2 separate regions of the Homo sapiens genome follow, and region 1 is linked to region 2. A link is an interaction called in ENCODE POLR2A ChIA-PET data of the cell type or tissue named here. Cell type or tissue: OCI-LY7. All regions are shown on one strand. Each heading gives the region's core, and the rest is flanking DNA. Links, peaks and the distances in the headings are about the cores only.

Region 1 (14,840 bases), core at 5,280-7,779, 560 kb after region 2:
TTACAGGCGTGAGCCACCGTGCCCAGCCTACATGCCTCTTCTAAATCAATCATGTTTCATGATTGCAAATTTTGCATTTATTTTGTGCTGGACTCCCAAGTTCTTTTATAATAAACAATAGTCACCATTTATTAAATATTCACTAGGTTCCAGGCATCCAGGCTAAGCCCTTTACACTAAATCATGTAGTCTTCCCAATTATAAGTACCATCATGGTAGCCATTGTATAGAGGAGAACACTGAGGCTTAGAGAGGGTCAATAAAATTCCCGAGGTCACACATCTAATAAGAGCAGACATGATTAGAGAAGTCACATCAATAGAGGTACAGAAGTCTCTGGTATGATGAATAAGCTATAGCTCAAGTATTAATAGTAATCATTAACTTCTTTTTTCTTTTTTTTTTTTTTTTGAGATGGAGTCTCTGTTGCCCAGGCTGGAGTGCAGTGGCACAATCTTGGCTCACTGCAACCTCCACCCCCCAGGTTCAAGTGATTCTCCTGCCTCAGCCTCCAGAGAAGCTGGGATTACAGTGGCCACCACCATGCCCAGCTAATTTTTGTATTTTTAATAGAGATGGGTTTTTGCCATGTTGGTCAGGCTGGTCTCAAACTTCTGACCTCAGGTGATCCTCCCACCTCGGCCTCCCAAAGTGCTGGCATTACAGGCATGCATGAGCCACTGCGCTCGGCCTGTAATCACTAACTTCTATTGAGCATTTACTATTGTGCCAGGTACTAAGTGCTTTACGTATATTTATTAGAAGGGAAAAAGATTCTTCCTCATCCCTTACATTTCCTTCCATGTGGAAGAAGCTTCTCTGGCATGAGATTTCTGACCTGTCTCCCTGCTCTTTGACTCATTCCTGCCCAGGAGGGTGGTGGTGGTGGTGAAGAGGGTGGTACAGGAAGAGGAGCAACTTCTCAATGGAGACGCTGGGGAGGAACTGGAGATGCATAGCTCAGCCCATCTCTGTCCTCTTGGCAGCCATCCTCCTCCAGAGCATGCTTTGGGCTCTGCTCTCCCAGGCTCCACTGTTTACAGGGACAGTTTCCAACTGGGGGGCATGCCCCAGCCTGCGTGGGTACCCTGCCTAATTCTGGCATTCACTTACCCACAAATGTAAACCATGGACTCCTATATAAAATGTATCAGTGATAAAGTTGATGTTTTGATCCCATTTGCTTTTTTTTTTTTTTTTTTTTTGAGATGAAGTCTCGTTCTGTCACCCAGGCTGGAATGCAGTGGGGTGATCTCGGCTCACTGCAACCTCCACTTCCTGGGTTCAAGTGATTCTACTGCCTCAGCCTTCCGAGTAGCTGGGATTACAGGTGTGTACTACCACACCCAGATAATTTTTGTATTTTCAGTAGAGACAGGGTTTCTCCATGTTGGCCAGGCTGGTCTTGAATTCCTGACCTCAAGTGATCTGCTTGCCTTGGCCTCCTAAAGTGCTGGGATTACAGGAGAGAGCCACTGCTCCTGGCCAATCCCATTTGTTTTTATTTCTCCTTGCCCAGCTCTTAATTACTCAGAACTTGGGAAGGGAAGAGAGGTTTCCTCTATTATAGTCTCTCAAATCTCCAAACTATTAACTCATTTAATCCTAACAAAAATTCCATTAGAGGACAGGGAGCAATGGCTCATGCCTGTAATCCTAGCACTTGAGAGGTGCAGTTGGGAGGATCTCTTGAGGCCAGGAGTTCAAGACCATCCTGGGCAACATAGTGAGACCCTGTCTCTACCAAAAATTAAAAGAAAAAAAGAATTCCATTAGAAAAGTACTCTTATTATCCTCTCAGATGAGGAAACTGAGCATTTGGCCTTTTGGTTGAAATACAAATATTTGCTCTCAGTCCAGGATCAGATGAAATTAAAGCATATAAGAGTGTTTGCAAACTGTTAAAGCTATGTATACAGAAGGCAATGAGGGTGGTGGTTCTGGCTTTCACACCCACTGGCAGTAGGACTCTGAGCAAGTACTTTCCGGACTTTAGTTCCTTTATCAGGAAAGTGAGGGGTGGGAGAGGCTGATCTGTGCAGATCCTTCCTGTTCTAACGCCTGTGACCACGAATCAGTGATGACTAGCCATTGACTGTTTTCTCCTGGCTTCCTCTGCGTCATTGAGGACTTTTGGATGCTGACTTTTCCCGATTGAGCTAGGCCCAGTCCCTGGGGAACACAGGCCACCTGAAACTCCCCCTCGTTGAATGGGCTGGGCTCAGTCATCTGAGGTTTGCTGCTCGGTTGCCTTTGGTTGCTGCAGCAACATAACACACGCCCACACTTCCGTTTCTGAGAGTGCGATGAAGGCTGATCTCCTCCTGTCGGCCACAGGGGCTCTCCCAGGCCCTGCCGCTCACAGTACTTCCTGGCTTCCTCACAAGGCCACCCGAGGGGAGGGGAAAGAAACCCACTAGTCATTCCTCGGGGGTTGTGGGAGTTGAAGTGAATACTTCCCCGGAAAAAAAAAAAAAAGGCACATCTCCATCAGGTCAGCACTGAGGGGCTAAAATCTCAAGAGATTCAGACTCAGTATTAAGAGACTGATTTGGCTGGGCGCAGTGGCTCATGCCTGTAATCCCAACACTTTGGGACGCCGAGGCGGGCGGATCGCCTGAGGTCAGGAGTTTGAGACCAGCCTGGGCAACATGGTGAAACTCCGTCTCTACTAAAAATACAAAAAATTAGCTGGGTGTAGTGGCAGGCACCTGTGATCCCAGCTACTCGGGAGGCTGAGGCAGGAGAACTCCTTGAACCCGGGAGGTGGAGGTTGCCGTGAGCCAAGATAGTGCCACTGCACTCCAGCCTGGGCGACAGAGTGAGACTCTGTCTCAAAAAAAATAAAATAAAATAAAGACTGATTTAGAACAGTGTTTGTGAACAGGATTTCTGCTTGCTGACGCCGTTGGAAGAGCCTGTGTTTTTGAAATGATTGACGTCATGAAATCTAGTTTGGTCACCAGGATATGGGGTTGACAAAGACCTTGTGGCAGGCCTTTACTATAAGTTTCATCTAATTCTGAAATTCAGTGCTTTCACACCGGAAGTGAGCAAAATAACAAAGAACAGAAAGTGGAAAAAACATTCTGACCTAGTGGAAACTATCTTTTGCCCACCTGCATTCCTGCAAAATAGCAGTCAAATTAGCCCAGATATCTACCTTTGAGGGGGTCCCCAGATGGTGTATCTCCCAAAGGGATTTTGTCGATGAATTTAACGCCCCAGTTATTCAGAAGAGAGTTCTAAAGGCATTATTAGAGGAACCTGAGGTTGTTTCTCTCTGCCTCCATAACAAAATAGCTCACTCTTTTGCACACCTGAATAAAGAAACTACACTGGGATCAGGAAATAAGGGCAGAGCCAGGGCAAATTCCGAACCAATGCAAGAAAACCTTTAAATGCAATTGCCCGGATAGTTCTCCCATTGAGAGGAACAGGATGTGTGCTGGCTTTAGCCAAGAGGAATGGGCTAGATAAGATGAGCATAGATTTTGAACATGCAAAAGGGTGAGGTGACCAGAGGGAAAAGGCGAGCAGCCAGGATAAGAAGACTCCTCTGTCCTTCTGACCCTTGCCCTCACAGGACCTGCTCCTACCAGCAACCAGCAGACACTTCCTCACTTAGGTGGGGGACTGAGGCTGTGGCCCTTGATGGCATTGTTCCCAGAATGGAAAATGTGGGTGTTGGCAACCATATCAAAGGCCTCTGATTGTTTAGAAACCTTTACAGCTCTGATCACCAGACCGCAAAGCCCAAGGGCCGTTCAAGGCCTGTGGAAACTTTGGAACAATAGACTTGGCCCCCTGCCTATCTGTTTTCGTGGCTTTCTGAAAGAGGTAGACGGGGCCTCCAGCCACTCTACGCTCCAGCCCAACCATCAACCTATCAATCTTCTTCAAGCCGGTTCTCACAAGCCAGCACTGGTTAGAGATCGGAGCTGAGATGAGTGCACTCTGCTCTTCAGAGACTGAGACTAGATTGAGAAGAAGGAGGTACCGGATCAGCGTACAAAGTCCAATGGGTGCCAAAAGACTCAGCAACCATGATAAACAATATTTTAATGCAACCACTAAAAAATAAAAATAAAAAATTATCCACGATGAACAAAATATCAAAAATTTTAAAAGAACTGCACTAAAATATTTATCTTGTTTACTGAGTTTTTTGGCGGCCCCTTAAATTTTGCACCCATGGGCCCGGCATTGTGGCTCACACCTGTAATCCCAACACTTTGGGAGGCTGAGGTGGGTGGATCACCTGAGGTCAGGAGTTCAAGACCAGCCTGGCCAACACAGTGAAACCCGTCTCTGCTAAAAATACAAAAATCAGCTGGCTGTGGTGGCACACACCTGTAATCCCAGCTAGTCGGGAGGCTGAGGCAGGAGAATCAGCTTGAACCTGAGAGGCAGAGGTTGCAGTGAGCCGAGATCGCTCCACTGCACTCCAGCCTGGGTGACAGAGCGAGACTCCATCTAAAAAAAAAAAATTGAATTTTGCACCCATGTTGAGTGCCTCCTATGCCTCACTCTAGTCCCTGCTCTGCTGTGAAATGGTGTGCTGTTGACAGGCACTCAGAAATATGAAACATGGAAATGCTCATTTTGATTATCAGGAGGTGAGGGTCCTCCAAGATGTGTGGAATGTGTTGCCCAGATAACCCAGGCCATGTTGCTTTTTTGTCTTTCTTTTTTAGAGACAGTGTATCACTCTGTTGCCCAGGCTGTAGTGCAGTGGGACAGTCATAGCTTGCTGCATTACTTCAAGCAATCCTGCTGCCTCAGCCTTCTAAGTAGCTGGGACTACAGACGCAAACCACCAGCTAATTTTCTAATTTTTTTTTTTTGATGGACTCTCACTCTGTCACTCAGGCTGGAGTGCAGTGGCACGGTCTCGGCTCGCTGCAACCTCCACCTCCTGGGTTCAAGTGATTCTCCTGCCTCAGCCTCCCAAGTAGCTGGGATTACAGGCATGCGCCACCACACCAGGCTAATTTTGTATTTTTAGTAGAGATGGGGTTTCTCCATGTTGGTCACGCTGGTCTGGAACTCCTGACCTCAGGTGACCTGCCCCCCTCGGCCTCTCAAAGTGGTGGGATTACAGGCATGAGCCACCGTGCCTGGCCTCTAATTTTTTATAGAGATGGGGTCTCACTATGTTCCCTGGGCTCGTCTCAAATTCTTGGCCTTAAGCGATCCTCCTACCTTGGCCTCCCAAAGGGTTGGGATTACAGGCATGAGCCACTGTGCCTGGACACATGTTTCTTAAGACCTAGGTGTTGAAGTTACAATTATGCCAGGGAATACAACTGGAAAGCTGCCTAGAAGAGCTGCAGTCCAGGCTACCCGAACCTTCCATAGGAGACTGGGGCAAGCGTCTGGGGGAGGCGGTTGCCTGCTTGGTATCATCTAAAAAGGATTGGAAAGGTTCCTTTCTCTAAGGGTCTCTTCTAGACATGCCATCAGTAGAGTTGTCAATCCTTTGGCTCTTGTAATTGTCTTGGTTTTAAAGAAACTTCCATTAAAATAATATAACTATCTCTGTGGTTATTATTGGCAGAGATCTTAGCAGAGTCTTACTTATTCATTCATTCAACAAGCATTGAGCACCACATACCAGGAATGCCCAGTCTAATGAGAGTGGCAAGGTGGAGGCCAGGGCAGGATGGCAGAGGGGCCACTCATTCGATTCTGATCTGCTTCCACCCGGGACTGCAACTGAGGAAGAGCAAGATTCAGAGCAGGTGCCTACCTGGGATCACAAGAGAGAGGTGCAGGAAGAGACAGGGAGAGCCCTCAAAACACTTCTCACTCCTTTCAGATGTACCTGGGCTATGCAGGGCTAGAGGAGGCAGCCAGCGATGGGCTTTGATTCATGGAAGTCTTGTTGCACAACTCTGGAGGCGGGGGCGCCATTCTCATAGAATACAATGTACCACTCAGGCATTGCACAGGATTGGGAAAGTTCTCTGGGAAGTGAAGCCTATCAGTAAGGTGGCAGGGGAGGGGAGTTTTCCCCTGAGGATATGCAGCTGTGCACCTGGCGGTTCTGTGGGTGGGATCCTGCTGTGTCCGGAATTGGTGGGTTCTTGGTTTCACTGACTTCAAGAATGAAGCCGTGGACCCTCGCCGTGAGTGTTATAGTTCTTAAAGGCGGCGTGTCCGGAGTTTCTTCCTTCTGGTGGGGTTCGTGGTCTCGCCGGCTCAGGAGTGAAGCTGCAGATCTTCGCGGTGAGTGTTACAGCTCCTAAGGCGGCGCATCTGGAATTGTTCGTTCCTCCTGGTGGGTTCGTGGTCTCGCTGGCTTTAGGAGTGAAGCTGCAGACTTTCGCGGTGAGTGTTACAGCTCTTAAGGCCGCGCGTCTGGAGTTGTTCGTTCCTCCCGGTGGGTTTGTGGTCTCTCTGGCTTTAGGAGTGAAGCTGCAGACCTTCGCCGTGAGTGTTACAGCTCACAAAGGCAATGTGGACCCAAAGAGCGAGCAGCAGCAAGATTTATTGCAAAGAGCAAAAGAACAAAGCTCCCACAGCCCGGAAGGGGACCGGAGAGGATTGCCACTGCCAGCTGGGGCAGCCTGCTTTTATTCTATTATCTGGCCCCACCCACATCCTGCTGATTGGTCCATTTTACAGAGAGAGGAGTGGTCTGTTTTGACAGGGTGCTGAATGGTGCGTTTACAATCCCTGAGCTAGACACAAAGGTTCTCCACGTCCCCACCAGATTAGCTAGATACAGAGTGTTGATTGGTGCATTCACAAACCCTGAGCTAGACACAGGGTGCTGATTGGTGTGTTTACAAATCTTGAGCTAGTACAGAGTGCCGATTGGTGTATTTACAATCCCTTAGCTAGACAAAAAGTTTCTCCAAGTCCCCACCAGTCAGGAGCCCAGCTGGCTTCACGCAGTGGATTCTGCACGGGGGCTTCAGGTGGAGCTGCTTGCCAGTCCCACACCGTGCGCCCGCACTCCTCAGCCCTTGGGTGGTCTATGGGACTGGGCACCGTGGAGCAGGTGGCGGCACTCGTCGGGGAGGCTTGGGCCCCCCAGGAGCCCACGGAGGGTGGGGGAGTCTCAGGCATGGTGGGCTGCGGGTCCCGAGCCCAGCCCCGTGGGGAGGCAGCTAAGGTCCAGCGAGAAATCGAGCGCAGCGATGGTGGGCGGCACTGCTGGGGGACCCAGCACACACGCTGCAGCCGCTGGCCCGGGTGCTAAGCCCCTCATTGCCCAGGCCGGCAGGACGGGCCGGCCGCTACGAGTGCGGCCCGCTGAGCCCACACCCACCCGGAACTCGTGCTGGCCTGCAAGCACCGCACGCAGCCCCGGTTCCCGCCTGTGCCTCTCCCTCTACACCTCCCCGCAAGCTGAGGGAGCCGGCTCCAGCCTCCGCCAGCCCAGGAAGGGGCTCCCACAGTGCAGCGGCGGGCTGAAGGGCTCCTCAAGTGCCGCCAAAGAGGGAGCCCAGGCAGAGGAGGCGCCGAGAGTGAGCAAGGGCTGTGAAGGCTGCCAGCACACTGTCACCTCTCGCTGCCCCTAGAGAGTTGGGGAGAGGGGCCCAGATGGACCCCAACTCTTTACTCTCAGCCGACATGAAGGGAGTTTGTTAGCCTTTGTGGCTCTGGCCCAGATCCAGGCTTTCTGGTGGCAGAGGGGCTGTGACCCTGATGAGGCAGCCTCCTTGGGAGAGAGAAGCCATTCTGTTCACTCTCCCTTTCATGCGCTTTCCAGGGGAGCTGGCCTGAGAGCTAATCATTGATTTAGCAGCCTGAGAAATGAAAGAGAGAGGGGAGGCCAGGAATGTTTCTGGATCCTCTGAAAGTGCTCTCTCTTTTAAAACAATTAACAAACATGTATGTAGAATTTTTACATACATTATCCTATTTCTTTTTCATTACAACACTTGTTAGGAGAGGCTCTATTATTCCCAAGGTAATTAAGTACCAAGAGGTGACAGAACTTCCAGATAATGGAGTCAGTAAACAGAAAATTTAGGTTGCGAACACTCCATCTGTGCCTCTTTCACCAGGCAGCTCAGGTCTAGGCACAGAACCAAAGGCTCCCATGCCTTAATCCAGACACCTGGAATCATTCTTTCCTCCCATCCTCCTTGCTCCTCACACATACCACCACAAGTACTTCCACCTAAAAAATATATATCAAACCTCATCTTTTTGACTCACTGCTGCTCCCTACTCCAGGCCACCCTCATTGCTCACCACCTTACAGATTTCTCTGCTGCTACTTTTGCACTCCCTTGGTTTTCTCTTTCTACCAGCTGTGTGACCTTGGGCAAGTTTCTTAACATCTAAGGACTGAGTGCTGTCTCTAAAATAGAAATGAGAATAACATCACCCTGCAGGTTGCGCTAAGAGTTCAGATGCTGTGCTTGGAATAGGGCCACCTGAAAGCATCTAGGATAAACCACTGTGGCTTAAGAATTATTTTGAGCTGAAGGCATTTGAGTTTCTAAAATCCCTTATCTGCCTAAAAACAGAGCCTCCCCAAAGAACTCAACTGTTGTAAATCACCTCCCCTAATCTCTGCTAGGCAAAGAAGGTTGGCACCATATCCAAGCAGACATTTGTCACAAAAGTATCATATCTTCCATCTATGTTGCTAAGGGCCCATGTATCTTTCCAAAGAGTAATTTGTTTTTCCCTAAGTGCTGTCCTTCACCCACTTTCTAAGAAGTCATTTGTTCTCTCAAAAATGTCCATCTGCCTCTCCCCATCCCCTGTTAGATGGTAATATATAAGCCCCCAAATTCTATTGGCCTCTTTGAATCACAGTTCTTTGTGAACTCCTTTGCATAAGTAAGTAATTAAATATATATTTTTTCCTCTTGGTAATCTGTCTTTTGTCAGTTTGTTTATTTATTTATTTTTGAGACAGGATCTTGCTCTGTCACCCAAGCTGGAGCGCAGTGGCACGATCACTGCTCACTGCAGCCTCAACCTCCTGGGCTCAAGCAATCCTCCCACCACCACCATGCCAATTTTTTTTTCAGCTAATTGTGTGTGTGTGTGTATAAATAGGATCTTACCATGTTGCACAGACTGGTCTTGAACTCCTGAGCTCAAGCGATCCTCCTTCCTCGGCCTCACAAAGTGCTGGGATTATAGGCATGAGCCATCACACCCAGCTTGTCAGTTTAATTTGCAGGCTCCCAGTGATTAAAGCTAAGTCGGTCGAGGGAAAGTTTTTGCTCCCTGACATTTCCAAGAGAAATATAAATGTCAGACATGTAACTTAAAGTTTAAAATTTTCTAGTGGCTACTATATTATAAGAGGTAAAAAGAAAAGTAAAATTAATTTTAATAATACAACACAATATAAATAGTATCCATTTAACATGTAATCAATATTTCTTTCTTTTTTTTTTTTTTTTTTGAGACGGAGTTTTGCTCTTGTTGCCCAGGCTGGAGTGCAACGGCGCGATCTCGGCTCACCACAACCTCCGCCTCCCAGGTTCAAGCGATTCTCCTGCCTCAGCCTTCCCAAGTAGCTGGGATTACAGGCATGTGCCACCACGCCCGGCTAATTTTGTATTTTTAGTAGAGATGGGGTTTCTCCAGGTGAGCCCGGCTGGTCTTGAACTCCTGACCTCAGGTGATGCACCCACCTCGGCCTCCCAAAGTGCTGGGATTACCAGTGGTGTGAGCCACCGCGCCCAGCCCGTAATCAATATTTCTAAAATATTAACGAGAATTTGCAGCACTATTCACAATAGCAATACATGGCATCAACCTAAATGCCCATCAATGATACACTGGAAAAAGAAAATGTGGTACATATATTCCATGGAATACTATGCAGCCATAAAAAAGAACAAGATCATGTCTCTTGTGGGAACATGGTGGAGCTGGAGGCCATAATCCTTAGGAAACTAATGCAGGAACAGAAAACCAAATACCGAATATTCTCACTTATAAGTGGGAGCTAAATGATGAGAACTCATGGACACAAAGAAGGGAACAACAGACAATGGTGCCTACTTCAGAATGAAGGGTGGGAGGAGAGAAAGGAGCAGAAAAAAATAACTATTGGGTACTGGGCTTAATACCTGGGTGACAAAATAATCTGTACGACAAACCCCCATGACACGAGTTTACCTATATAACAAACCTGCGCACATACCTCTGAACCTAAAATAAAAGTTAAAAAAAATTAATGATATTTTAATATTCTTTTTTCATACTAAGTCCTTAAATTTCAGTGTGTATTTTTACATTTACTACATAACTCAGTTTGGACTAGCCACATTCAAGTGTCCAGTAACTACACGTGGCCAGTGGTTGCCATAATGGGCAGCGCAGCCTTAGAGCAAGGCCTGGCTCATAGTGTTCCCTATTACCATGGTAGTTACTGTTACATGGACGCTGGGCCCCTTGGCCCTGCCTTAGTTTTCCTGTCTGCTCATTGGGAACCCTGACACTGTTAGCTAATCCAATTCTATCAAATAAATCCCAATAGAATTAGCATGTCTGTTGGGGCTCCGGGGGGCAAGTGGACATGTTTTGAGTAAGGAGGGTTCAGGAAATGCTCCTTTGAGTCAGGAGGAAAAGGATTTTCACATCACTGGTCCCTCCCACTGAGGAGGCAGCAGGCACCAGAAGCTTCAGTGGAAAGCAGTAACTAGAGAGGGGTTTCCAGGGCAGAGCTTGGCTACGCTGCCACGTTTGATGATGTCCTTCCATGTCTCTTTAAAAGAGTCTGGCCGGAAGCACCTGGGGCCTGGAAGAACGGTCTGCCCTTCAGCAGAGTTTCCTGCCCCTGTCTCCATGCCACCCTCCCCTGCCCACTTGCAGAAACAAAACGCTGTCTTCAAAGGCCTGTGTCAGGTGGACCAACTACTGGCCCACGCCCTGTGTGGCTGACCAGCCATTCCGCTTGGCTCATTGGAGCCGTAAGTGCCTCTGTTCTTCTGCTCAGGGCATCTCAGAGCCTTACCTTTGCCCTCCCAGGACCTGTGGCCCCAGCCCTGAGATGGGGTTCACTTTGGAGGCCCTCTGGCTTCTCAGGACTCCAGCTGTGTAGTATGCTGTGGCTGCCTTACCAAAGCACCACAAACTAGGTGGCTTAGAACAACAGAAGTATATTGTCTTGTAGCTCTGGAGGCTAGAAGTCTGAAAGTCACGTCTTTGGCAGGGCTGATTCCTTCTGAGATCTGTGAGGAAGCATCTATTGGAGACCTCTCTCTAGCTTCTGGTAGCCTCCTGCACTCCTTAGCTTGTAGACAACCTTCCTTTTGTGTCTTCACATCATCTTCTCTCCATCCATGTTGGTTTCTGTCCAAATGTTCCCTTTTTATAAAAACATCAGTCAAATTGGATTAGAGATGGGATTCAGAGAAGAACTTTGGTTGCTCCTCATTTTAACCTAATTACCTTGGTAAAGATCTCATCTCCGAATAAGGTATGTCAGGGCTCAGAAAACAGCAACCCAAAATGAAGGCCTCAGAAGCAACCAATTCCAGGTGGAGGTTATAGTGAGCCGAGATTGCACCACTGTACTCCAGCCTGGGTGAGAGAATGAGACCCTGTCTCAAAAAAAGAAAAAATGAAAGAAATTATCTGACCTACCTTGCTTGATTATAGTCATAAGACCCCCATTCCAGGGAGAGTCCTGCCCCACACCCAGAAGGAATGCCGGCTCAGGGAGGCCAAGAAGAATCTAGACAGAGAGGCCTTGCTGGGTTTCCCCCCTCAGTCTATTAGCAGTAGATCCCCTTTAGGTCCAATCATATTTCTACACGGTTGTCCATACTTTATTAAACTAAGCATAAAAATGGACAATTTCCCCTGCATCTTTGGGTCTTCATTGTGATGACTCCTGTGCATACATGTTAAATAAATGTGTGTTGCTTTTCTCCAGTTAACCTGCCTTTCAATGAGTTGAGTTGTCAGTGAAACTTGAGAGGGCAAAAGGGAACTTTTTCCTTGGCCTCTAGATGTCATATGCTGAGGTACTAGGGGTTAAGACTTTAACACAGAATTTTGCTGGGGTCATAATTCTACCTATGACAACAGTCTAGCCTCCTTCTGCAAGGGTAAATGTCCACTCTGTCATCACTGGGAATTCAGGAAGTGGGTGAACTTCTGAGGCTTCTGGGCTAGTAGTATTTGATAGAAATAATTGCTTAGTGGAGCTCACATAAATTCAGAATTTTCTGGAGCTACAGGCAGTACAGTGACCAACAAAACTCAGCCTTTGTGCCCTAGGAATTGTAATCCAATAGGACTTTTCTTTTCTTTTCTTTTCTTTTTTTTTGAGACGGAGTCTCGCTCTGTTGCCCAGGCCGGAGTGCAGTAGCACAATCTTGGCTCACTGCAACCTCCGCCTCCTGGGTTCAAGCAATCCTCTGCCTCAGCCTCCTGAGTAGCTGGGATTACAGGCACCCGCCAACACACCTGGCTAATTTTTGTATTTTTTGTAGAGGCGGGGTTTCACCATCTTGGCCAGGCTGGTCTTGAACTCCTGACCTAGTGATCCACCCGCCTTTGCCTCCCAAAGTTCTGGGATAACAGGTGTGAGCCACCGTGCCCGGCTCCAATAGCACTTTAACCAGATAATAAAATACAGGGTGAAAGGTACAAAGAACAAAGATATAGTCGAGAGAGTGCTTTCTTGTGGTTGCAAGATAAGTGACAGATTTATGGAGATTTGCTTTGAATAGTCCTTCTGATTCCAAAAGTAAAGATGAGAATGGCTGGGCATTCCAGGTGTAGAATTCCAGGGACAGGCGGGCATTCCACGGAAGACTAAATCACTTGAATGTCTGGGAGGTGGACAGAAGCAGCCAGGGTGAGAAAAGGGTAGGAGAGCAGGACACAGCCAAATGATGTGATGGCTTTTCCTGCCAGGCCAAAGAAGTGGCCTTTGATAGGCAAAGGGCATCCCTTGAGAGTTTTGTAGTAGGAGGGCAACAAAGCAAATCATCTGTCAAGGATATGAATCCCATTGGTAAGAATGGGCTAGGAGGAATTAAGGAGAAGGTGGGTGGGAAAGTGTAAACAGGAGGCTCTGACAGTTCAAATGTGAGAGGTAAAGGCCTCAGGGTAGTTGCTATGGAAATGGAAAGGGAGGAATGGGGGTGTGGGAAAGTGTTTGAAAAGAAAGAACCCAAGGCTGGGTGCGGTGGCTCACACCTGTAATCCCAGCACTTTGGGAGGCCGAGGTGGGCGGATCACTTGAGGTTAGGAGTTGGAGACCAGCCTGGCCACCATGGTGAAACCCCGTCTCTACTAAAAATACAAAAATTAGCTGGGCGTGGTGGCACGCTCCTGTAATCCCAGCTACTCGGGAGGCTGAGCCATGAGAATCACTTGAACTGGGGAGGAGGAGGGAGGTTGTAGTGAGTCGAGATTGTGCCATCATGCTCCAGCCTGGGCAAAAGAGCAAGACTGTGTCTCAAAAAAAAAAAAAAAAAAGAAAAGAAAAAGAAAAATCCCACAGAACTTGACAACGAAATAGATGTTTAGGAATGAGGGGAAAAAGAAAGAGAAGACAAAGATGGTTTCAGGTTTCCCAGTCTGGGCAATTTGGAGAGGGTGGGTACCATTAAGAGATTTGGAGAGGGTGGGTACCATTAAGAGAATGAGGCAGGTGAGTCAGGGGCGTGGCTGCTGGAACACTCCCTGCGGAGGGGAGAGGCTGGCAGTCAGTCCCTTCAATTGCCGAAAGCAGGAGTGACCTCTCCCCTTCCCCTCCCCTTGCCCCTTGTTCCTTTTTCCCTTGGAAGCTGTATCATTTAAATTAAACGCATTTAATCATTTAAAGGCACAGTATGGTCTCAAGGGTGTTCTTGATGTCACAATGAGGAAATGAGAAAGGGAAGGGCCTTAAAGTTATATCCCTTTCACGAGACTAAGGAGGAGGAGGTGATGAGAAACATGTAGTAATATACATCTGCAACTTCATTTCAGTCCAGTGCTGGGTCAGCACCCCCAGGACACCTTTGACACTGGACGTAGTGTCAAATGGGGCAAAATAGATACTTGCATTCAGTTCACAGGTCCTGGTATTTCTCCCTTTGAAATGCAGAAGATACAACTTTTGGTTCCTTATGAAAGCTTTTCGTCTCCTATGTGGAGAGGCTCTGGAGCACACCTGTGTGAATGTGTGTGTGTGTGTATGTGTATGCGGGTATGTGTATGTGTATGTGTGAATGTGTATGTACGTGTGCGTAGGCATGTGTGTATGCGTGTGTGTATGTGTGTATGTGTATGTGTGTGTATGTGTATGTATGCATGTTTGTGTGTATGTGTATGCATGTGTATGTGTGTACATGTGTGTATGTGTATGTATGCGTGTATGTGTATATGTGTGCATGTGCATGTGTGCGTGTATATGCCTGTGTGTATGCGTGTGTGTATGCATGCATGTATGTGTGGGTACGTGTATGTATGCATGTATGTGTGTGCATGTGTGCGTGTATGCATGTGTATGTGTGCATGTGTGCATGTGTGTATATGCATGTATATGTGTGCATGTATGCATGTGTGTATGTGTGTGTGTGTGTGTGTGTGTTCATCTATTTGGATCATTTCTCATCTCATCTCTTGCTTCCCAACCCTGCCTCAGCCCACTCTCACTGCAGGAGTGTTTTAACTACCTGCAAGCCAGTTTGAAGGCCCCTTGTCTAATCCAGCAGGACACTAATGGGTGTGTGTTTTGTGTGTGTGTGGTGCCAACAGTGTAATTGGGAAGTCACCTTCCACTAATAAAATACATGATGCTGGAAACAAGATCTAGCTGAAGCCACTTGTTTTGCCTCAGCTGTAGTTGTTGTCTCTGAGGGCTGAAAGGGGGAAGCCCAAATAAGAGATGATGTTGTGGTCCCTAT
Region 2 (14,840 bases), core at 5,451-7,950:
GAATAAATTCATTTAAATGGTTTCAGATTTTCTCCTGAGTTTGTTTTATAATCTTAAACTCTTTTTTCATTTGAATGTGCCACAACTATGTTAGAAGAAGGTAGTCTTTGGAGCCAGGTGGATCCCAGTGTGAAGTTCGCTACTTAGTAGTTACTTAGCCTCTCTGAACCTCAGCATCCTTATTTAAAAAATGGATCAGGCCAGACACGGTGGCTAACGCCTGTGATCCCAGCACTTTGGGAGGCCAAGGCGGGCAGATCACTTGAGGTCAGGAGTTTGAGACCAGCCTGGGCAACATGGCGAAACCCTGTCTCTACTAATAATACAAAAATTAGCCTGGCGTAGTGGCACGCGCCTGTAATCCCAGCTACTCGGTAGGCTGAGGCAGGAGAATCACTTGAACCCAGGAGGCGGAGGTTGCAGTGAGCCAAGATCAAGCCACTGCACTCCAGCCTGGGCAACAGAGCAAGACTCTGTCTCAAAAAAAATAATAGTAATAAAATAAAATTTTTAAATGGATCATATTACCACATTGGGGTTGTTGAGGATTTTGAATAATGCATGTAAAATATTTAACATAAAGGTAAGCTTCAGGCTAGTTCATGGTAGACTTACTGGGTTCTGATTCAATTAACCATATAGCATATTTTGTGATTTAATTTAGTGTGGGCTGCCTGAATCGTCATAGGGTAATGTTAATAAGCTTTTGTTTTTGCATTTCTCTGGAAGAATATTCTAGAAGCTAAGAGGGTCTTTTCTTTAAGTTCTCATATAAAACTTGAGCCAAGGTATGGCTCAGCATTCATTAAGAAACCAGAAAAGACCGGATGTGGTGATTCACGCCTGTAATCCCAGCACTTTGGGAGGCCAAGATGGGCAGATCACTTGAGGTCAGGAGTTCAAGATCAGCCTGGCCAAAATGGTGCAACCCCGTCTCTACTAAAAATACAAAAATTAGCTGGGCGTGGTGGCACGTGCCTGTAATCCCAGCTACTCGGGAGGCTGAGGCGGGAGAATCACTTGGACCCAGGAGGCGGAGGTTGCAGTGAGTGGAGATCGAGCCACTGCACTCCAGCCTAGGCAACAGAGCAAGGCTCCATCTCAAAAAAAAAAAAGAAAAAAAAAATTAACTCCATGTGATTTTGCACTGAAGATTTTTTAAAATTCCTTGTTTTGCATAATAGTAAGGCTTGCTGTTGATCAACTTTATCTTAAAATTAATAGAAAACAGGATGTTAATTATCTGAAAGTTCATGTTTTCTTTCATCAGATACTCCGACTTCGTTGTTCATGAAATAGGAAAAGATGGACGGATCAGCCATTTGAATGACTTGTCCATTCCAGTGGATGAGGAGGTAGAAGTAGCTCTTTAGCAAATGTCACCTTCTGTATAAAAATAGCATTTCCTAGAGATTTAGAAATATAGAGCTTTATTAAACTTGAATTCTATGTATGATTCATTGTGAGTTCTCATGGTTATTTTAAAGGACCCTTCAGAAGACATATTTACAGTTTTGACAGCTGAAGAAAAGCAGCGATTGGAAGAGCTCCAGCTGTTCAAAAATAAGGAAACCAGTGTTGCCATTGAGGTAACTAATGCAAAAATATATGAAAAATTATTTAGGGTTTTAGTTGCTTTTTGGGTGGATGTTAAGTGTTTATGGAAAAAATTACAATGGTTAACAAAGGGTGACTTTTTGCTCTATTGGATCTAAAGGATATTACACTAAAAAATTTTTTTACTGGGGCAGATAACTAGTATCCCAGATAAACTATAGCCCCCCCCAAAGTTACATTTTTGTTTAAAAACATTTTTATTTGGGTACAGTGTTACATGCTATTCCAAAGTCCTAGCTACTCCGAAGGCTGAAGCCAGAGGTTTACTTGAGCCCAGGAATTGGAGACTAGCCTGGACAACATAGTGAGACATCATCTCTGAAAAAAAAATTTAGGGACCACAAATGAACAGCGACATATGTTGTTTAGAATCCCAGAGTACCAATTATACCACAATGTCCGTTGTAACAGGACCACCATTTGCTGTCTGTCAGGTATGTGACCCAGGTCAGATTCTGGCTTCAGCAGCTTCTTGGCCTCAGTTGGGACTCTGGGAAGGGGAGGAAATGGGGAAAGGAAGTAGGGGAGCATTTATTTGCTCATCGTGGGTCAATTCTGCTATTGAAGAAAAGGAGAGCTCAGCTACTAAGTAGAATAGTAAATTTTGTTGTTAAAGCTTTTGTTCGCCGGGCACGGTGGCTCACACCTGTAATCCCAGCACTTTGGGAGGCCAAGGTGGGCGGATCACTTGAGGTCAGGAGTTCAAGACCAGCCTGGCCAACATGGCGAAATCCCGTCTCTACTAAAAATACAAAAAAATTAGCCAAGCGTGGTAGCGCAGGCCTGTAGTCCCAGCTACTTGGGAGGCTGAGGCAAGAGAATCTCTTGAACCTAGGAGACAGAGGTTGCAGCGAGCAGAGATCATACCACTGCACTCCAGCCTGGGCGGCAGAGCGAGACTCCATATCAAAAAAAAAAAAAAATTATGTTAAATTAATTTTGTACTACATTTTAATGAGCTATGGGGTTTTCGGTTGTCTGAAATTCCCCCTCCCAGCACTCCTAGTTAATAAGCGTACTACAACTTTTCAGAATTCATTATCTGCTCCTTGTCTCCCTCCTTACCTGAGCTTCCCAAAAGCGTGTGGTATTGCAATGTTAGAAATCTTCCATTACTGAAAAAATCTTTAGACAAAACCTTTAGCAATGCCAAGAGGAAAATTCCTGGCAGATTTCTAGAGCAATCCAGAAGGATGGTCCAAGTTTCCTTTGCTTGTACAATGCAGAGGTTTATCTTAGGCTTATAATATGTATTTTCGTATACATGTGGTAAAATTTACTATTGTCTTAAAAACTGAGGTTTTCCTATCTACTGAAAGTCTGTACATTTAAAAGGCATAAACTATGGGCAAGCTTCCTCATTTGTAAAATGAAGATGGACTTTCTGAGTTTTTGAGGTCTAAACATGTATTCATATACACAAACTGTCGTTCTCCTTGCTATCAGTAATTTCAGATCTAGACTCACTTTTTGCTATGAAGAAGTCATTTACCTGTAATCGTAATGTAGTTTGGTGGATTTTTTTCATTTTTTATTTTGTTGAAGTATCATTAAGTTGCTGGGCGCAGTGGCTCACACCTGTAATCCCAGCACTTTGGGAGGCCGAGGTGGGTGGATCACCTAAGGTCAGGAGTTCGAGACCAGCCTGACCAACATGGAGAAACCCCATCTCTACTAAAAATACGAAAAATTAGCTGGGCGTGGTGGCGGGCACCTGTAATCCCAGCTACTCAGGAGGCTGAGGCGGGAGAATCACTTGAACCTGGGAGGTGGAGGTTGCAGTGAGCCGAGATCGTGCCATTGCACTCCAGCCTGGGCAACAAGAGTGAAACTGTGTCTCAAAAAAAAAAAAAAAAGTGTCATCAAGTTTAGCCAGTAGCAGTTGCAGTGTATCTCGATGTTTTCAGCTTGCAGGTTACAACCCATTAATGGGTCATGAAATCAGTTTAGTAGTGGATCTCAACCAGCATTTTTAAAAAATGGAATAAAATAAGGGCTGGGCACAGTGGCTCAGGCATGGAATTCCAGTACTTTGGGAAGCTGAGGTGGGCAGATCGCTTGAATTCAGGAGATCGAGACCAGCCTGGGCAACATGGCGAAACGCCATCTCTACAAAACATAAAAAAATTAGCTGGGCATGGAGGCACATGCCTGTAGTCCCAGCTTCTTGAGAGGCTGAGATAGGAGGATGGCTTGAGCCTGGGAGGCAGAGGTTGCAGTGAGCCAAGGTCGCATCACTGCACTCCAGCCTGGGTGACAGAGCCAGACCCTATCTCAAAAAATATATATAATAATAGCAATAACATAGAAAATACTTGTGCATTGCAAATAGTATGAATCTTGTTTTGTGAATTTTTTTTCGATTCTTAAAATGAGGTATATACACACACATTTGTGGTTGTATTGAGTAAAGAGGGAGGGAAAATTCTCAGTATGAGATGCACTCACACGCTGAAAATATCATGTAACTAGTGAGTTTATATCATGTTGATTTTTCTTTACTGTAAACCCATGTGCTAGAACCTCATTATAAAATAATTCAGAATATAATTCAATAAGAAGCAGCTGTAGGTTGGATTGTTCAAAGGACTGAGCTTCTCACATACCAAAAGGCCTAGCTTTGCCTGCATTTTCATGTAGGATCCCTAAGGTGTCTGTCCAGCAGAGACCCTGAGAAGGTGCATCTGGGTTGGTGGCCCATGGGTTTGACAGCCTGGATTTTAAATCCAGCTCTACCACCTTCCAGCTATATAACCGCAGACACAATTCCTCACTTCTAAATAGATATAATGGTGTTATGATGGAGAGATTACAAAGATTAAATAAAATGATGACCACAGTGCTTTGTACAGTGTCTGGCAGATGGATGTGCTCCATCAACAGGCTCCCGGGATTTGCAATATTGGGAAGCTCTGAAATATTTTTGAGACTGGGCACGGTGGCTCACGCCTGTAATCTCAGCACTTTGGAAGGCCAAGGCAGATGGATCACTTGAGGCCAGGAGTTTGAGACCAGCCTGGCCAACATGGTGAAACCCCATCTCTACTAAAAATACAAAAACTAGCCAGGCTTGGTGTTGTGAGCCTGTAATCCCAGCTACTCAGGAGGCTGAGGCAGAAGAATCCCTTGAACCCGGGAGGCAGAGGTTGCAGTGAGCTGAGATCACTCCACTGCACTCCAGCTTGAGCGACAGAGCGAGACTGTCAAAAAAATAAAAATAAAAGATTTTTGAAATCGTATGCAGGCACTTTTGTTATTTTGCGTAGTTAATAAGGTGAGCAGTGTTTTTACTAATTCACTGTATTACTTCCCTATTTAATGTTTGTTAACTTGGTGGTATTGCTATCTGTTTTTTTTAATAGGTTATCGAGGACACCAAAGAGAAAAGAACCATCATCCATCAGGCTATCAAATCTCTGTTTCCAGGATTAGAGACAAAAACAGAGGATAGGGAGGGGAAGAAATACATTGTAGCCTACCACGCAGCTGGGAAAAAGGCTTTGGCAAGTAGGTGTCTGTGAGCAGCTTCCTCCTGCCAGGCAGCCGTGAGCGGCAGGCCCCGCTCCTCGTTAGCCTTGCCCGTTCGTGTTCAAGGGCTACTATAGTGCTGCTCAGAGAACAATATTGATCATGTCCCTCCTTCAGAGAGGGTGAGTATTGTCACTTCAGATGCCAGCGCAGTCCTGCAGCCTGCCTGGCAAGGGGCATTAGGTCTTTTATGTGAGTAAAGATTTGCTGAAATTATAGTAGTGCCTGAGAGAGAGTCTTAGGGATTTGATATGTTCCCTGAAGAGCAGAGCATACTGAGTGGCAATTCAAGAAGAAAATAGAAGGATTATTGCTCATTCTGTGTTCTTCATGGAGGAAAGAAAGCTTTCAGATGAACAAAAAACGCTTGTCACCTATCCCAGTGGCACATTTTTTGCAAGGCCCCTATATATATATATATATATATATTTTTTTTTTTTTTTTGAGACGGAGTCTCGCCCTGTCGCCCAGGCTGGAGTGCAGTGGCACGATCTCGGCTCACTGCAAGCTCCGCCTCCTGGGTTCATGCCATTCTTCTGCCTCAGCCTCCTGAGTACCTGAGACTCCAGGCACCTGCCACCACGCCTGGCTAATTGTTTGTATTTTTAGTAGAGACGGGGTTTCACCTTGTTAGCCAGGATGGTCTTGATCTCCTGACCTCGTGATCCACCCGTCTCGGCCTCCCAAAGTGCTAGGATTACAGGTGTGAGCCAGTGCGCCCGGCCAAGACCCCTGTATTGAAAGAGGCATATTTTTTTGCCAGGCCCCTATATTGAAAGAGCTTTTGCTTTCCAACTGTATCTTCTTCAGTCACACATAAAAAATATGGAATATATAGAAAGACACCCTTTTATCTCAGCCCATCTTTTGTTGTGTATCATTCATTTGAAATGGGCATAGTCCCAGTGAGTCACTGATATTTATGTTCTAATGTGTTATCTACAGCCACAAAAGTTTCTATTTGCATATAACCTTTCAGGAAAATTAGGTAATTTTTTTTTTCACCTACCAAATTGACAGATAAAATTTAAATGAAAATTACAACAAGAAAAAGTTATTTCCTCACCCTCCTCTCCTACTAGCGGTGGCCTGTATTAATGAACATTTATTCCTAGATATATTTGGGGCAAAATTCTAAGACCATATAACAAAAAACTGTTTATTTATTAGGGCTCTGTCAGTATTCTTTTAGGTTAATTCAAAAGATAATACTGTGATGGATGAAGCCTTAATTGCTTATAACCATGTTTCTAGTGAAATGAGAGGGTATAACAAAAAAGAGAACAGGAGGAAAGCTTCGCTGTGCCTGAGGAAATAATCTAGTCAAGGCAGCAAGTCTGGATAGTGCTATAGAGATGAGATACCTGAGCAGTTCCAGAGGAAGAGGTGGAGATCAGAGGCCAGTTTTCAGTGAACACTGTAAAGAAAAGCCAGATGATGTGTCCTGGAACTGCTTGGGGCATGAGTCCTGAATTACTTTTTACTCCACAAACGAATGGTGTGGTTGCTGTGTGTTTCTTTAATGTCTGGGTCATGGTATAAAATGTCACCTGAGCAGCCTTTTTTCAGCCAAGGTTGCTCAAAGAGGAGTAAGCCCAGTGGAAAGTGATTGGAGCCACTGTTGGTTCAGTTCTCCCAAGGATAGTGTGTAGCTAGTAACTACTGTAGATGGAGAGGAGAGGTGACTTCTACAAACAGCCATGCCTTGGGGCACTTGGTCCTAATTCTCTCAGGGAACCCAGTTGGGAAGGCTGCTAGGGAGTTATTTTTTGTCAAGAAACAGCCCATGTTGGTCAGCAGTGCTGCCCATTATGAAGGCGGGAAGACAAGGCAAGGTCTTACTCTGCTTGGTGTGGTCATGAGGAAGCAGGTTGGAAAAAGCAAAAACTGTTTTTTTGACTGGTGGCTTCTTGGAAGTGATAATCATTTCTTAGGATGCCGGGTTTTGTGAGAGGGTGGAGGGCATTTGCAGGCCAAAGCAGCCATTACAGCCTTTCTACCCATCCCCTTCATTAAACACAGCGCCAGGTCTCTCATGTTGTGTTTTTATCCACATTTTCTCTGCTTATGCGACACCCGCCTTTCTTTTTTTTGTTGTTGTTGTTACGAAGTTTCCTTAAGATTTTACAAGTGAAGTACTGAGCTGTGCGATGTGAACCACCCTTCCCCATTTTCGTTTGGACACCTTCAGTAAGAAAGGAATTTCTCACTTTAAAAAGAAGCAAGAAGGAAGTCAGATTGGATCAACTCCCTCTTGTATAGAGAACCACACTTCTTGGGCTTGTGGTGTTGTGACATTTCTTCAAAGATGGACTAAATCTCTGCCATCTCTCCCACCTCCTCATGGAAGGCCACCCCTGGCACAGATGGGCACTTAGGAGCCTGCATTCATTTTTATAGACCCCACTCTCCCCAAGCTGAGAGTGGCCTAAAGTGAACACCCCTAGGAAAGGAGGAAGAGCTGGTATCCAAAGATTATTGTTCATGGCCCTCTACCAGCGACAGCTTGTCCTCCTGAGCCATCTTGCCTAGCATTTGAATGATTTAGCTTTTAAAGTATCATTACAAAGCTTTGTAATTTACAGTTTTTTTTTAGCTGTATTACTACCAGATCCTGATAGAAATTGTTATTATGCATTATCTAGCAGATTCACAATATTCTTAACCTGAACTTTTCTCAGATAGAACTGTGCATCCTAAAACATAGATGTGGTGGATTCTAAATCATTGTTCCCAAACACCACAAATTACCAACTATTTAAACTCAGACATTATTTTATGTGTTAAGCCAGTCTGATAGGGCACATTGCTTTACCTACCAAAATGTATATGTGATTTTTTTTTAAAATACCATCTAAACTATCATAACATTACTGATAAATTAATTTATATTTTGAGACAGTATACATTCCAAATGCTTCTAAGAACATAGTTTTTAAAGACTTATGTAAAAAAAAGAAAATTCTGCCATGTGATAGGTACAGGTTCTCTATACTTTCTGAAATGAATGGTCCCCAGGAGGGATCCCTGTATGTAGGAATCCATAGAGACTCAGGAGGAAGAGCTAGACAGGTACAAAGAAGCTCTCTGGGAAAGACTGGTGTTATAGAATCCACAGGAATAGGGAATCCCAATAATCAGAGTGATCAATGGACTACCATTGCTTCCATTCCTGTGGCAATGGAAAATGCTACAGATAGGTCCAGCAAGATAATTACTCTGAAACCTGTCTATCAGTTTAGCAACATGGAAGTTGTTGGTGTCTTTTCACCGGAGCATTCTAGTGGAATGATGAGGTTGGAAACCAGTTTACATAGTAGGTTGAGATGGAAGGTAGTATATACAGACTGCTTTTTCAAATAACCTGCAAAGAGGAGAAGAAGCGAACATAATTAAGGAGAGGGGAACATAGGTTAGGCTTTTAAGATGGAAGAGCTGTGAGTTATTTATATATGCAAGGGAGACAATGGAGGGCCAGGCGCAGTGGCTCACGCCTGTAATCCCAGCACTTTGAGAGGCCGAGGCGGGCAGATCACTTGAGGCCTGGAGTTCCAGACCTGCCTGGCCAACATGGCAAAACCTCATCTCTATAAAAAGAAAAATATATATTTTCAAAAAGGAAAGAGACAATGGAGAGAGAAGGTGAAAATTCAGGGAGGCAAATAACAAAATAAAGATAATGGATGGAGTAGGATCCCTGAAAAAGCTGAAGGTTGGTGTGCAGGGGTGTGATGGTGGGAATGACCTTGAATAAGAAGGAAGGAATGTTCCGCATGCTACCCCATCTTTTCATCTTTCTCAGCTAGAAACATTTTTCCTTCTTTATTCATGGAGATGTCTGTGCTCAATAAATCAAACTTCCTGAACTTGGTTTCCCTTTTATCTGGTTTCCATTTCTGCTAGACTGGGACTGCCTTGTTAGGCCCTCAGAAGCTGGATGCAGCCTTCTTCAAATAGGAACCATATTACCCAGCCTGGGAATTCTGTGCATTTGCAGTATAAATCAGTGTCTCAAAAATGTCTGCAAGTTATTTTAAATTCATTCAAATTGTAAAGCTAAGTATATGCTGCTTAGCATTCTTAGGGGGTGGAGTTTTATAAAGTCACACAAATTGCCCAAAATAAATGGAGACTCATTGATTTTCTGTTATTTAAAATATTCCCAGTTAATCAATGCATATGCTTACTATTTTGTATATTGAGTGTACTTAGAAAAAGAATGCATACTTGTATCTGTTGTTTGCAAAGGAGATAATTGTATGCATGCTCAGTGCTTGGATTTGCTAAATAGAAGATGCATGCTTGTGAGCCAAAACTCATACTCTGTTGTCATGGTTTCTCTTAAGGTATAGCAGCATTTAGTTTTTGAGTCTTGTGGCTTCATTTATTTCTTGTCATTATACTTAATTATGAATACTCCAAAGGGGTAGTTGAGAAAAATGTAGCTACACTTCATCAACTTTTATCACAAGTGTTTTTAAAGTTTTTATTATGGACATTTTCAAACTTGCAGTCAAATAGAGGAAATAGTATATGGAACCTATGTACCCATAAACCATCTTTAAGATTATCAACATTCTGTTGTTTTATTGATTTATCCTTCCTCCTTTTTTTTCTTGCTGGAGCATTTTAAAGGAAATTCTACATAGCATGGCTTTTCACTCATAAATATTTCAGTATCTATTTGCCAGATGAGGACTGAAACCCCAAACTATTATCACATCCAAAAACATCAACAATAATTTCTTCCTATCACATACCTATTGCATATTTGGTTTTGCTGTATCTCAAAAATGTCTTTTTTATATGCAGATGGCTTGTTCAAAGAATGATAAAAACAAGGTCAGAACATTGCACTCATTGATAAGCCTCTTAAGTCGTCTCTTAAATCTTTTTTAATCTATAAAGAACTTAGCTGTTTTCTATAATATTTAACATTTTTCAAATTTAAAAGTCTTTATAATTCAATGCAAGAAATTCATGAAACGCAGAAAAAGCAAAGCAATAGTTACTTGTCTCACTATCAAAAAAAAGATAATCACAAATAGCATTTTGGTACATGTCCTCCCATATTTAAGTAAACAGATCTCTTTTTGGGGAAGCATTTACTATCCTTAAACCTTTTGCTTCATCTCATGGGTACAGACAGTGCAGCTTTGAGCGTGAACTAACATGCCCATTGTGAAGGGATTGAGACAAGGAGGCTGCACCTGTAGAAGAGTTTTCTACTTGTTCACTGTTTGCCTCTAAAACATTCCATTGTTAATGTCTAAATGGCTGTTAACCCACCGCATAACTACCGGGTGCTGTAGAAGTCCTCAGTGTAAACTTAACCATGCGATCATTTGCATGTTCACCTCTAAAGCACTTTAATATTATAAATTAAACATTGCTCTTTTGTGCTCTTTATGCTGTGCATTTGGACAGAGGTCAGAACTGCAGCAGGTAAGAGCATTTGGCATTTCATGTAGATAAAGTGAAATGCCAAAGATTTTGTCACAAGTGCTAAGTATAGACAACTTTGCTTAACTGATAGTGAGCTGGAAGGAAAACCGAAAATGATATTCCTGCTCAACAGTTTTCTGAAGAACTTGTGAGGAATTCACACCAAGGACTAAAGAAATACTTGTAATACTTTTCTGTCCAAGACAGAAAAAACTCACATATTTATCAAGAAGGAAGGGTGATTCACTAAGCATACATGCTATGGCAGTTTTCTGAAATGGTTTATGGAGTCTTTTGTTCTTTTCATTGTAACTTATCACTAACTTACCAAACAGTGCTTTTGCCTTGACAAAGCCAGGTATCCAAGTACCAGCTTCGGTACCAGCAGTATCTTAAGCCTCTGAAGATAAGGGATTCATGAGTTCATGAAAAAGGATTATTTTTAAAAGAAGAGGACTCTTTCTAGGAATTGTTGTATGAAACATTTTTTCAGTTTTTCTTTCATGGAGTTACAGTAATCAAATGAACTAGATGTGTTGTTTAAGTAACAACTGCAGCTCTGTGCCACACAGGACTCATGAATGTTATTGTACAGCGTCTATAAAGTGCAGTTTAGGCTTACATATTTTTCCCAAAGTACTTAAAAAAAAACATTTTGAGCAGCTTAAATCTAAAGCATATATATGTATGTGTCTCTCCCTCTCTCTCTCTCTCTCTCTCTCTCTCTATATATATATATATATATATATATATATATGTGTGTGTGTGTAGATATGCATACTTTTTTTTTTTTTTGAGACGGAGTCTCGCTCTTGTTGCCCAGGCTGGAATGCAATGGCACGATCTTGGCTCGGTAACCTCCACCTCCTGGGTTCAAGCAATTCTCTTGCCTCAGCCTCCCAAGTAGCTGGAATTACAGGCACTCGCCACAATGCCCAGCTAATTTTTGTATTTTTAGTAGAGACGGGGTTTCACCATGTTGGCCAGGCTTGTCTCAAACTCCTGACCTCAGGTGATCCGCCCATCTCAGCCTCCCAAAGTGCTGGGATTACAGTGCATGGGATTACACTCGGCCTAAATCTTACATTGTTTAACACAGGATTGAACAACTGAAGTAACACTAGCTGCTCAGAAGTTAACATTTAACCTGGCTTAATTTTTTTATGTTCTTTTTTTTAATTAAAAATGTTTTTCTTTTATTTATTTTTTGAGACAGGGTCTTGCTCTGTCACCCATGCTGGAGTGCAGTAGCATGATCTCGGTTCACTACAACCTCCACCCTACATGTTCATGTGATCCTCCCACCTCAGCCATCTGAGTAGTTGGGACCACAGGCGTGTACCACCATGCCTGGCTATTTTTAGTGGAGACGGGTCTTGCCATGTTGCCCAGGCCAGTCTTGAACTCCTGAGCTCAAGCCATCTTGCCCGCCTTGGCCTCCCAAAGTCCTGAGATTACAGGTGTGAGCCACCGTGCCCAGCCACATTTTAGCTTTTTATTTTTAATATGGATAGATAATGTTAAGTGTCCAATTACAGGAAATGTAATACCTCTAGTCCACACAGCTATAACCACTTAACCTGTATTTCTTTATCAGACTAGAACTGATTTTCCACTCAAAGGTTCTATAGCGAAAAATGAGCTCTTACATCTATAACTTTTATTATGGTATATATAATGTTAATTCTTTTGCTTTCAAGATCCAAGAAAACATTCTTGGCCAAAATCTAGGGGAAGTTACTGCCACTTCGTACTATATAAGGAAAACAAAGACACCATGGATGCTATTAATGTACTCTCCAAATACTTAAGGTGAGTTACTGTTGTTATGCCTATACAAAATCAAAGCAACAGAAACGTATATTCCTTTTTCCATGCTAATGGAAAAAGGAGCAGGAGGAGCACAGATTACAGATAGTAAATGCTCCTCCCAATGATAGTTTTCTTTCTTTCTTTCTTTCTTTTTTTTTTTTTTTTTTTAGACAGTCTCACTCTGTCACTCAGGCTGGAGTGAATGATGGTATGATCAGGCTCACTGCAGCCTTGACTTCCTGGGCTCAGGCATTCCTCCTACCTTAGCCTCCTGAGTAGCTGGGATTACAGGCGTATGCCACAATGCCAGGCTAATTTTATTAGGTTTTAGAGACAGAGTCTCACTATATTGCCCAGGCTGGTCTCGAACTCCTGTGCTCAAGCAGTCCTCACACTTCAGCCTCCCAAAGTACTGGGATTAAGAATTGCCGATCGGCCTGGCGCAGTGGCTCACACCTGTAATTCCAGCACTTTGGGAGGCCGAGGAAGGCAGATCACGAGGTCAAGAGATCGAGACCATCTTGGCCAACATGGTGAAACCCAATCTCTACTAAAAATACAAAAATTAGCTGGGCATGGTGGCATGTGCCTGTAGTGTTAGCTGCTCAGGAGGCTGAGGCAGGAGAATTGCTTGAACCTGGGAAGCAGAGGTTGCGGTAAGCCGAGATTGTGCCACTGCACTCCAGCCTGGCAACAGAGCAAGACTCCATCTCAAAAAAAAAAAAAAAAAAAAAAAAAATCACTGATCATGGATAGGAAGTGCATTGTTTCTTCCAGGCGTGAGCCACTGTGCCAGGCCGTGAGGATAGTTTTCTTAGGCAATGGATGAATTAATTTTTTTGACCCCCACATACGTAGTGCCAATAATTCAAGATGAAAATTCCATAAGTAAATGATTCGCATGCAGCTGAGAGTTAACAATCTGGTTGAAAATAAAAATTAACTTTCTCTTTTGAAAGCCTATACTTATCCTTTGACGTGGTTGCAGAGGTTGGTTTTGCCAGACTGGGAGCTCTCAATTCCTGGAGACTGACTAAACCTGAGACCGGTCTGATTTTCTAACAGGAATGTAAATATAGCAGAGACTGGATCTCTGGGGATCGGCAAGGTGCCAAAGCTTTTCTTAAAAATGGAAGTGGCTACACACCACAGCAAGTCTGTATGCTGTGGAAATTTGGTTTCCAATATATATTTAACTCATTTTAAATATGGAAACAGTGTATTAATTTGCTAGGACTTCCATAACAAAATACCACAGATCAGGTGGCTTAACAGAAATTACTTTTCATATGCTTCTAGAGGCTAACAGTCCCAAGCTCAAGGTGTCGGCAAGTTTGTTTTTTTTCCGGAAGCCTCTCTCCTTGGCTCGCAGATGGCTGCCTTCTCACTGTGTCTTCATGTGGCATTTTCCCTGTGCACGCACACCCCTGGTATCTGTGTGTGTCCCCATTTCCTCTTCTTAGGAGGATACCAGTCAGATTGGATTAGTGCCCACCCTAAATGGCCTCATTTTAACTGAATCACCTCTTTGAAGGCCCTATCTCCAAATACAGTCACATTCTGAGGTCCTGGGGGGTCAGAGCTTCAACATACTAATTTTGGGGGAGACACAGTTCAGCCCATAATACACAGTACCCAATTAAGTAACATTTATTTTGCTCTATTTATTAACTCCCTGGGAGAGAGTCTGTGCTACTATGCCTGTACCTGAGCCAGAGAGAACAGACGATTCTTGACAGGAATAGGTGGGTGGGGAGGGAGTTCCTCCAAGATCGGGAGTTGAGGATTGCTCAGGATTTAAGAAATCCTTCCTGGCTTTTTCCTTCTCATATGGAACGGTTAAGTTTATAAAATACTTCTTAGTTAACTAGGTTACTTATTATCTTCATATCAAAACTATTCAGATCCCAGTTTTAGCATTTCATTTGGCTTTTTTCATTTTTTAATACAAAGCAATAGCAGCATGGAAAATTCACACAATAACTTTTTAAAAACTGAAGATAAATTTTCATAGTGGTACATTATATCTCTAGAATGCATTTTTCTTTGCTTTCACTGTCTTATGTAATGTAATGAATTGTAGATGATGGATAGGAAGTGCATTGTTGCCTTTTTTGTTGCTGGCTAGCCAAGTCTTTGAACAACATCAGTTATTTACTAATAGCCACAAATGTTTACACTGCTAAGAAAGGAATTATTGACTGGGCGCAGTGGCTCACCCCTGTAATCCTAGCACTTTGGGAGGCCGAGGCGGGTGGATCACCTGAGGTCGAGCATTCAAGACCAGCCTGGCCAACATGGCGAAACCCCATCTCTATTAAAAATACAAAAAATCGGCCGGGCGCGGTGGCTCACGCCTGTAATCCCAGCACTTTGGGAGGCCGAGGCGGGCGGATCACGAGGTCAGGAGATCGAGACCATCCCGGCTAAAAAACGGT

What was found. ChIA-PET counts read pairs that join two places held together with the same protein. Peaks named below come from ENCODE experiments on the same cell type or tissue, not always from the same donor. Only the 100,000 strongest peaks of a DNase experiment are listed, where the experiment ranks them.
Region 1: POLR2A ChIA-PET joins it to region 2 with 7 read pairs; 3 of 35 experiments call an interaction of 5 or more read pairs at or near these places.

The regions. Positions count from the first base shown.
Region 1 is chr7:104,932,658-104,947,497 of GRCh38, reverse strand. It overlaps LOC101927902 (a long non-coding RNA gene), which reads right to left and starts at 6,554. Exons shown (of 2, transcript NR_187679.1): 1 at 5,828-6,554. RefSeq lists enhancers at 1,840-1,909, 2,142-2,436, 2,230-2,539, 2,850-2,899, 3,540-3,599 and a silencer at 12,287-12,451. In OCI-LY7, for the core only: a CTCF peak has its summit at 5,886; DNase peaks (open chromatin) are centred at 5,877 and 6,577; H3K4me3 peaks cover 1,292 bases; H3K27ac peaks cover 1,342 bases.
Region 2 is chr7:105,492,704-105,507,543 of GRCh38, reverse strand. PUS7 (pseudouridine synthase 7) reads left to right here. Exons shown (of 16, transcript NM_019042.5): 3 at 1,271-1,355; 4 at 1,488-1,589; 5 at 4,980-5,124; 6 at 12,291-12,402. Among named protein-coding and RNA genes, the nearest start is that of PUS7, 22 kb to the left of the region's middle. In OCI-LY7, for the core only: no CTCF peak of the experiment used is centred there; no DNase peak of the experiment used is centred there.